3 separate regions of the Mus musculus genome follow, and all the other regions are linked to region 1. Evidence: chromatin loops called from intact Hi-C (ENCODE). Cell type or tissue: left cerebral cortex. All regions are shown on one strand.

Evidence for each region. Hi-C counts contacts between places; a loop is a spot of excess contacts. Peaks named below come from ENCODE experiments on the same cell type or tissue, not always from the same donor. Only the 100,000 strongest peaks of a DNase experiment are listed, where the experiment ranks them.
Region 2: it touches region 1 in a loop (2.2-fold over the local background); 3 of 42 quality-filtered maps call a loop at or near these places.
Region 3: a loop joins it to region 1, with 3 times the contacts of the local background. A loop is called at or near these places in 6 of 42 quality-filtered maps.

What each region holds. Positions count from the first base shown.
Region 1 is chr3:123,384,145-123,386,644 of GRCm38, reverse strand. Mettl14 (methyltransferase like 14) reads left to right here and starts at 655. Exons shown (of 11, transcript NM_201638.2): 1 at 655-883. The coding sequence starts at 818. In left cerebral cortex, no CTCF peak of the experiment used is centred here; DNase peaks (open chromatin) are centred at 639 and 1,063; H3K4me3 peaks cover 1,795 bases; H3K27ac peaks cover 1,202 bases.
Region 2 is chr3:124,274,084-124,276,583 of GRCm38, reverse strand. No RefSeq gene overlaps it. Among named protein-coding and RNA genes, the nearest start is that of Tram1l1, 46 kb to the left of the region's middle. In left cerebral cortex, a CTCF peak has its summit at 1,397; a DNase peak (open chromatin) is centred at 1,470; H3K4me3 peaks cover 312 bases.
Region 3 is chr3:123,445,443-123,447,942 of GRCm38, reverse strand. Prss12 (protease, serine 12 neurotrypsin (motopsin)) reads right to left here and starts at 1,030. Exons shown (of 11, transcript NM_008939.2): 1 at 307-1,030. The coding sequence starts at 784. All of the region lies in intron 1 of Gm35065 (a long non-coding RNA gene), which reads left to right. In left cerebral cortex, no CTCF peak of the experiment used is centred here; DNase peaks (open chromatin) are centred at 264 and 1,127; H3K4me3 peaks cover 1,613 bases; H3K27ac peaks cover 1,404 bases.

The DNA.
Region 1 (2,500 bases):
CTGTTTGTGTGTTTATGAATGACAGGGTTTCACTACGTAACTACCGCTATGTTTGCTTGCATTTATTTATTTATTTGTTTGTTTATTTATTTATATAAATGAGTGAATGACAGGGTTTCATTACATAGCCTAGGCTCCAAACTCCTGGGTCCTCCTGCCTCAGCCCCCCAAGACCCTCTTTCTCTGTTCTTATTTATTTATTTATTTATTTATATAAATAAATGAGTGAATGACAGGGTTTCATTACATAGCCTAGGCTCCAAACTCCTGGGTCCTCCTGCCTCAGCCCCCCAAGACCCTCTTTCTCTGTTCTTTTACAAAAGCTCGCTAACTTGCCAAGGTTACTGAGCGGCGATCCAGTCCTTCACAAGCCGGTCAGTATTGCAGTGAAAGAAACCCACAAGCATCCCTCAAATATTAAAAAGCCAGGACTGGCAGGCGGACAATTGGTTAACGGGAAAAAGAAAAACTTCTTTTATGAGCAGGAAAAACAAAAAACAAAAAAACCGAGCCTAACCCTTCAGGAAAGACTTTAAGCACTAAGAAGATAGCCAAAAGCGGCTCCTCGCCCTCAACCACCACTACATCCCCATTGGGTCTCGTCGTGTGACATCATATCTTCGGCGTCCTGGAGGCGGGACTTCCTGTTCAGGCATAGCCTGTTTCAGGCGCGCCGGAAACTTCCTCCTGAGGGACGTGAAAGTCTCCGGGTCAGAATCTCTGCGGGGCGGGACCCGGTGTTTCCTGGTTTGGCAGGTGGATTTGCATTTTGGCGGGCGCGGAGTCTGTCGGGGTGGTGAGCAGCCGAAGCTGGGGCATGGATAGCCGCCTGCAGGAGATCCGGGAGCGGCAGAAGTTACGGCGGCAGCTCCTAGCTCAGCAGGTGTGCGGCGGGTGGGAGGGAGCATTAGTGCGCGTGCGCGGCCGCCTCTTTTAAAAAAAATTTTTTTTTTTTTTTTTTTTTTTTTTTTTTGGTGAACTCTCACATCAGCATCTGTCAAGGTCTTTGTCCCGGGACTTTTATTCCCTAGTCTACTCGAGTGCCTGTCAGAGTCATTACGTAGAAAACCAACCGCTGCCAGGCTTGGGCTTTCTGTCCCCACCGTGGCGGGCACGGACTTGAGTGGTGGGGGTAGACTTGGGAATTGTCGATGAGTGCAGTGCTAGTAGTTGCTACAAGAGCAAGTGGCAGTTTTAGCCCTTACATTTCACCGTCACTGTTGAAGCAGTGTTTCATGTCTTGCCTTTCTCCCGCGTCAGCTTCAGATTCTTTATTTTTTTTAAGATTAGTTTTTATTTTAAATTATGTGGGGTTTGTCTCTCTGTGTGTATATATATATGTGCACGTGAGCACAGCGCCAGAGGTGTTGGATCTTTCTGGAGCTGGAACTACAGGTAGTTGTGAGCCTCCTGGTGTGGGTGCTTGGGACTTGAACTCAGGTCCTTTGGAAGAGCAGTGCATGTTCTTAATCTTTTCTTGATATTGGTTTTGAAGGAAGTTTGATTATTTTCTTGAGATCCTGTCGAAAGACTCATTGGAAGCCACCTAAGTTAGAGCAAATTTTAGATTCTGCACTTAGAACACAGTCTACCTTCAACCAAACGTTTGAATCCTTACTTGGTAATTTATTAGAGACAGGAGGTGTTACGTTCACTAGTACATTAGGACTAGGTTTCCAAATTTTAACGTTTTTCCCTAGCCAGCCCTCACCAGAGAATTCTCTAAGATTCCTCTCTCTAGAGATTACTTTTCAAACCTTTCGCTTTCATTGAAGCTAGTGAATGAAGATGTGAGTGCTTGCCGTTTAGTAGACCATTCATGCAGGGAATACATACTACAAGTTGTTTTACTTAAAAATCTCAGGCTGTTTTCATTACACCATACAAATCAATATAAGTAATGGAGGGAAATGCTCAAAGCTTGAGTGAGTAAATTTTAGATTTCCAATGAGTCTTTCTCGCCAGGATCTCAAGAAAATAATACAAACTTCCTTCGACACCAGTCTCGAGAATGTGAAGGTGGGCTAGAGAGAGAGGTGGCTCAGTGGTTAAGGTAGAGCGCTGTCATTTCTCATTGCTAAATCTTGGGTTCCTCAAAGAACTTTCTGAAGGAATGACTCGTATTCTGAGATGAGAATTACAAATAGAGAATCAGACAATGCTCTAACTATCGGAAGTGAGTGTTCTGTCCTCTGACCAAGAAGTCGAGAAGATTTTTCTGGAGGAGGTGAACCTGATGAGCATTTCATTATTGGAAGAGAGTTTTCACTGAAGAAATGAGGGCGGCCATGTGAAGTGGTGCAGAGTATTTTGTTGTTTATGCCGCTAACTGGCAGCACTGATATTTTGAATACCTGCTTGCTCTGGGGCTAAAGCGACCACTAACTGCAGATTTTCTTATGCCGTGTTTGTACCTAATACTGCAGCGTTCCTCCTGTGTCCTCAGTCTGACTTGGAAGGTTTTCTGTGAATCGGCTCTATTCAGCTCAGCCTTTGTCTA
Region 2 (2,500 bases), 890 kb before region 1:
AGAGAAGATTTTTGAACCTAGAAAAGAGAGTTTGTATTCAGCAGGCTGATAGCATCGGTAATACTGGAGGAAATCTGCTGTGCCGAAGCAAATTCCGTGCTAGCTGTAAGATTCCAGATAAAAATACGGTCATGGTTTGTAAAGAGGAAGAACAATAAAATTGTATTGGTACAGATATAGGTACATGACCAAATCTGACCAATTCCATGTTGAACGAAAGCAAATGTTTACTGAAACAAAGAGTATCGTGGACTCACACACCGAGGATGCAGTGAGTGGGAGCCTGTAGCGTTGGATCGGTGCTCAGAAAGACTTGAGCTGCCCAAGAATACAAAAACAAACAAACAAACAAACAAAAAAGACCCCCCCCAAAAAAAACAAAAAACCTAGTTAGGATTTTAAAGCTAGTACAGAAAAATTCTACCCACCGAACAGTAAACCTCTCCACAAATGTCCTCAATCAAAGTAAATGACACGGGGTGTTTGCGACTCACTTTTCCAGTGTGGGCACGCGGTTCTCACTGAATGGCAGCTTCCCAGTGTGAAATCAAAGAGAAAATATGCTGAGCGACGTGACCCAAACTCAGAAAGACAAAAATACCCATGTTCTCTCCCGTATTCACACCCAAGCCTTTAATGTCTACTTGTATATATGTAAACAGATGTGTGTGTGTGTGTGGGGGGGGGGGGTAAATTCCAAATTCTAGAAAGAAAACCTCAAAACGGTAACATGAGTTGGTCAGGAATGATGGAGAATAAGCTAAAAAGTTGGGGTGGGAGGGGGGTGGCGGGGATTGCTACACGGAGAGAACAGGCTGTTTCGAGAGAGGCAGACAGAGAATCACAAAAACACATGCTACCTGAAAATGTCCTGCCTAGTACACTATATCCTATCTAATACATTATACACTGATTTAAGGAAATGTAAAAATACATATTTTAAAAATTGCTCTGCAGGGTTCCCAATGAAGGAACTACAGGAAGGACCCAAGGGGCTGAAGGGGTTTTGCAGTCCCATAGGAGGAACAACACTATGAACCAACCAGTACCCCCAGAGCTCCCTAGGACTAAACCACCAACCAAAGAGCACACATGGAGGGACCCATGGCTCCAGCTGCATATGTAGCAGAGGATGGCCTAGTCGGTCATCAATGGGAGGAGAGGTCCTTGGTCCTGTGAAGGCTCAATGCCCCAGTGTAGGGGAATGCCAGGGCCAGGAAGTGGGAGTGGGTTTGGAGGTGAGCAAGGGGAGTGGGATGGGATAGGGATTTTCGGAAGGGAAATCAGGAAAGGGAAAAACATTTGAAATGTAAATAAAGAAAATATCTAAAAACAAACAAACAAACAAACAAACACAAAAACCAAAGGTTTCATTTTTTGTGCCGTTCTCCTGTTCGGTCGCATGGGGGCAATGTAGCTCCAGGAACCGCATTTGCAATCGCGGCTGGAAACCCCAGGGAAACAGGAGCTGGTTTTAAAGCAGAAAATGCTTCCGCAGAATTCTCAGATCACACAGAGAGGATTTTGATGCTGCGGGACCTTCTAACTCAGAAGGAAGCTTCCAATCTAATATTCTGCTTTCTACGATCCGCACAGGGGGTAGATGAAGGCAGTTTTGACGACCCTTAATTCATCTTCATAAAAATCTATCTTCATAAAATACTAACTCCGCAAAAATCCCAAAATGAAAGACCGGAGAGACATTCAATAATTCAGAAGAAATAGACATATCATTAAAGTTCCACTTCATAATATACTAAGAACATCCTGAAATGGAAATAAACTGAAAAGTATGTTAGTGATTTCATATTAAATTATGAAAGATAATAGAAAATATTAAATAAATTCTGACAAATAAATTAAAGAGCCCTTAAAATAAATGAAATAAAGTGAATATTTTATCATCAATCTCTGTTAAGAAGAAGAGTATCAAGCGTATTTTTTTTTAAACTCAAAGAAATATGTTAGAAGTTGGTAAGTTAAAATGTAAACTATATCTGTCCATAGTCTTAAGACGGGTATTTTGGGTCTTATACAATTTTTTGAGAATCAGAGACAAAGAAAATATCCTATCCATACACAGCAGTGTACTACAGTTTTAATATTGTGAACACAATGCATGACAACTTAAGGACGGAAGGGTCTAGTTTGGCTCACAGTCTGAGGGTCCAGTGCACCACCAGGGCAAACATGGCGCAGAAATACAAGGCAGCGGTCGGTCTCACTGCATCTGCAGTCACAAAACAGGGCGCAGGGACCACTGTTACTCAGCTTTCTACCTTTCACTCACTGGAGGATTCTAGCCTATGGCATTGTGGGTCTTGCCTGTAGTGAGGATAGTTCTGCTCGCCCAATCTACAAACCCCTTATGCACACTCACAGTTTTGTTTTCCTGGTGATTCTGGGTCCTGTCACTTCAATAATCAGCATTAAGAATTACAAGCAGAAAAGTATAGAGAAATTAAAAGTCCATTGCTGATTTGGAGCCAGAGAGCGGGCT
Region 3 (2,500 bases), 61 kb before region 1:
ACACACACACACACACACACACACACGTTGACTGGACAGACCTCTTCTAGGTGCTAGAGTTGAGCACCCTATGCAGCTACTGTCCCCGTGACAATCGTCACAGGATGCATGCTTTCCTGACTGACATTTACTGTACAAATGAATGCACTTTACTAGTTATCGGGCTTCCAAGCCCACCACCACACCACAATGCAAGCTCTCAACCCCTTGTCTCCAGGTACACAGGTCAGGTACACAGGTACGGTCCGGAGTCAGGCTGCCTCTGTGCCAGTCCCTAGCTGTCACCTCTGCCCGGATGCCACTCACCTTGACCACAATCGCAGTAGCCCCAGTCTACTTTGCCCTGGGCATTCCGATAGAAGCACCAAGGTCTGCCCGAGCCATCCGGGCTCCGGCAGAAGTTGTGCGGCTGCCCTCGCAGCTCAGCCCAACTGGCCGGGGGCGACCGCTCCAGGAAGGGCGGCACCTCGTCCCAGTGTAGACACGGGACGCCGAGGTTGGTGGCATTGCCCCACGACTCTCCTGCCCCGCAGCGGCGTGGAATCGTCGGGGGCGTGTGCCCGGTGCTGAGGACCTGCGGGCGCTGGGCAGCGGGGATCCGCAGCGGGAGCGGGAAGCGCGGGGTCCTGGGTGGCCGCCGCGAGCTGGGAAGGTAGTGCGCGTGTTGGGAACGCGGTGGGGACGGATGCGGGCGGTGAAGGGGAGAGCGCGAGACCGGATCAGCGCGGGCCACTACAGACAGTGCCCCTAAAATCACAGCCAGCACGCAGCGGGCGAGCGCCATGGCTGCGGCGCCGAGTGTGGTCCATGCTGGGCTCCGGGTCCCCGCGGAGGGGGCGGGGCGGGGCCGGCAGAGTCCTAGAGCCCCCTCCCACGCTCGCGCCGCCGCCCTGCTGTCCCAGCCCCCGGGGCAGCTGGAGGATCACACCGGGACCCAAAGGGTCAGCCCCGCGAAGCAAAGGCTGGAGCGCCAGAGGCGATGAGCGCCAGGAGCTCTGTAGCCCGGAGTCCGACCTCCACCCCACCCTCGGCTGTCAGGCGGAGGCGCGGGCTCTCGGTGCCAACGCGGGGGAAGGTCTAGGCTGCCGGTGCCAACAGGCACCACCACAGCCCTGTCTGTCGGCTCCCGCCTGGCACCGGTCCCTCCCGTTCTCGGTGGTTCCGTGTGTGTTTTGCAATCTCTGGAGAAATGTGGATGGAATTAGATGCACCTCTCTGCCTTGGCGTTTCGCAGCATAGAAGTTATGAAAGCCCACCAGGAGTGTTAAAACCACTTGGCAGAGCTGAGTCCTTTAAGATCCCAAGCTTCACACCGTGTTCCGACGAACGTTAGAGGAAATTAAATGCCCGAGTAGATCCAGCAAAAGGAACCTGAACCTTTCTCCTTCCTGCCTCCCACTTTCCACCAGATGCCCTGGACACCAGTTGTTAAGTTTTAATAGGGATTCATCCTGATCTCCAGCCTCCACAGACGCTGTGTCCCTGCGGCACCTGCCTCCTGCCCACAGGGTCGGGACTTGAATTAAGCCTCTTGATTTGCTGCCCCAGGCAAGAGCTAGCTTCCTCCAGCTAGCTTCAATAAAAGTAGACTCTACCTATGGGAGATGTTATTAATTTCTCTGATGGTTCAGTACACCACTTCCAACATCCCCCTGTGCCACTCCGAAGCCTCTAGGTTTAGGACTTTAAGAATTAGCTGGGGCTGAAGGCTTAGGGTTGCCGATTGCTCTTGTCCATGCCACTAAGTTAAAGAAGAAACAGGAATTAGGATAGGAAGATGACAAGCTTGCTTTCTGGGATGTTGATGTTTCAGCAACGAAGGGACTCCGTTCCCTAATGTGATGCAATCCAAAGAAAACTTGAACAAAATTTAAATGACCATTGTTAAAATCTAGGTTTTATTCAGAAACTGGAAGTGATCCTCGCACCTGGCTTTAAATAATTCAACTTCACTTAATATTTTAGGAATCATTTCACTGTGTAAAATAACTGTCAGAAACCCAAGAATGAATGCATTTGTCAATTTTTAAAAGTTTTTATTTGTAATTCATTTTTACACTCTATATTCCATTCCCCGCCCCTCCCCATCCACCCTCCAATTGTTCCACATCCCATAACTCCTTCCCACCCCATCCCGTCTCCACATGGATGCCCCCACACCCCACCCCACCTGATCTCTAAACTCCCTGGGGCCTCCAGTCTCTTGAGGGTTAGCTGAATGAACACAGACCTGAAGTCCTCCACTGTATGTGTGTAAGGGGCCTCATATCAGCTGGTGTATGCTGTATGTTTGGTGGTCCAGTGTTTGAAAGATCTCAGGGGTCCAGATTAACTGAGACTGCTGGTCCTCCAACGTAATCACCCATCTCCTCAGCTTCTTTCAGTCTCCCCTAATTCAACAACAGGGGTCAGCTGCTTCTGTCCATTGGTTGGGTGCAAATATCTGCATCTGATTCTTTCAGAGGGCAGTCATGATAGATCCCTTTTTGTGAGCATTCCA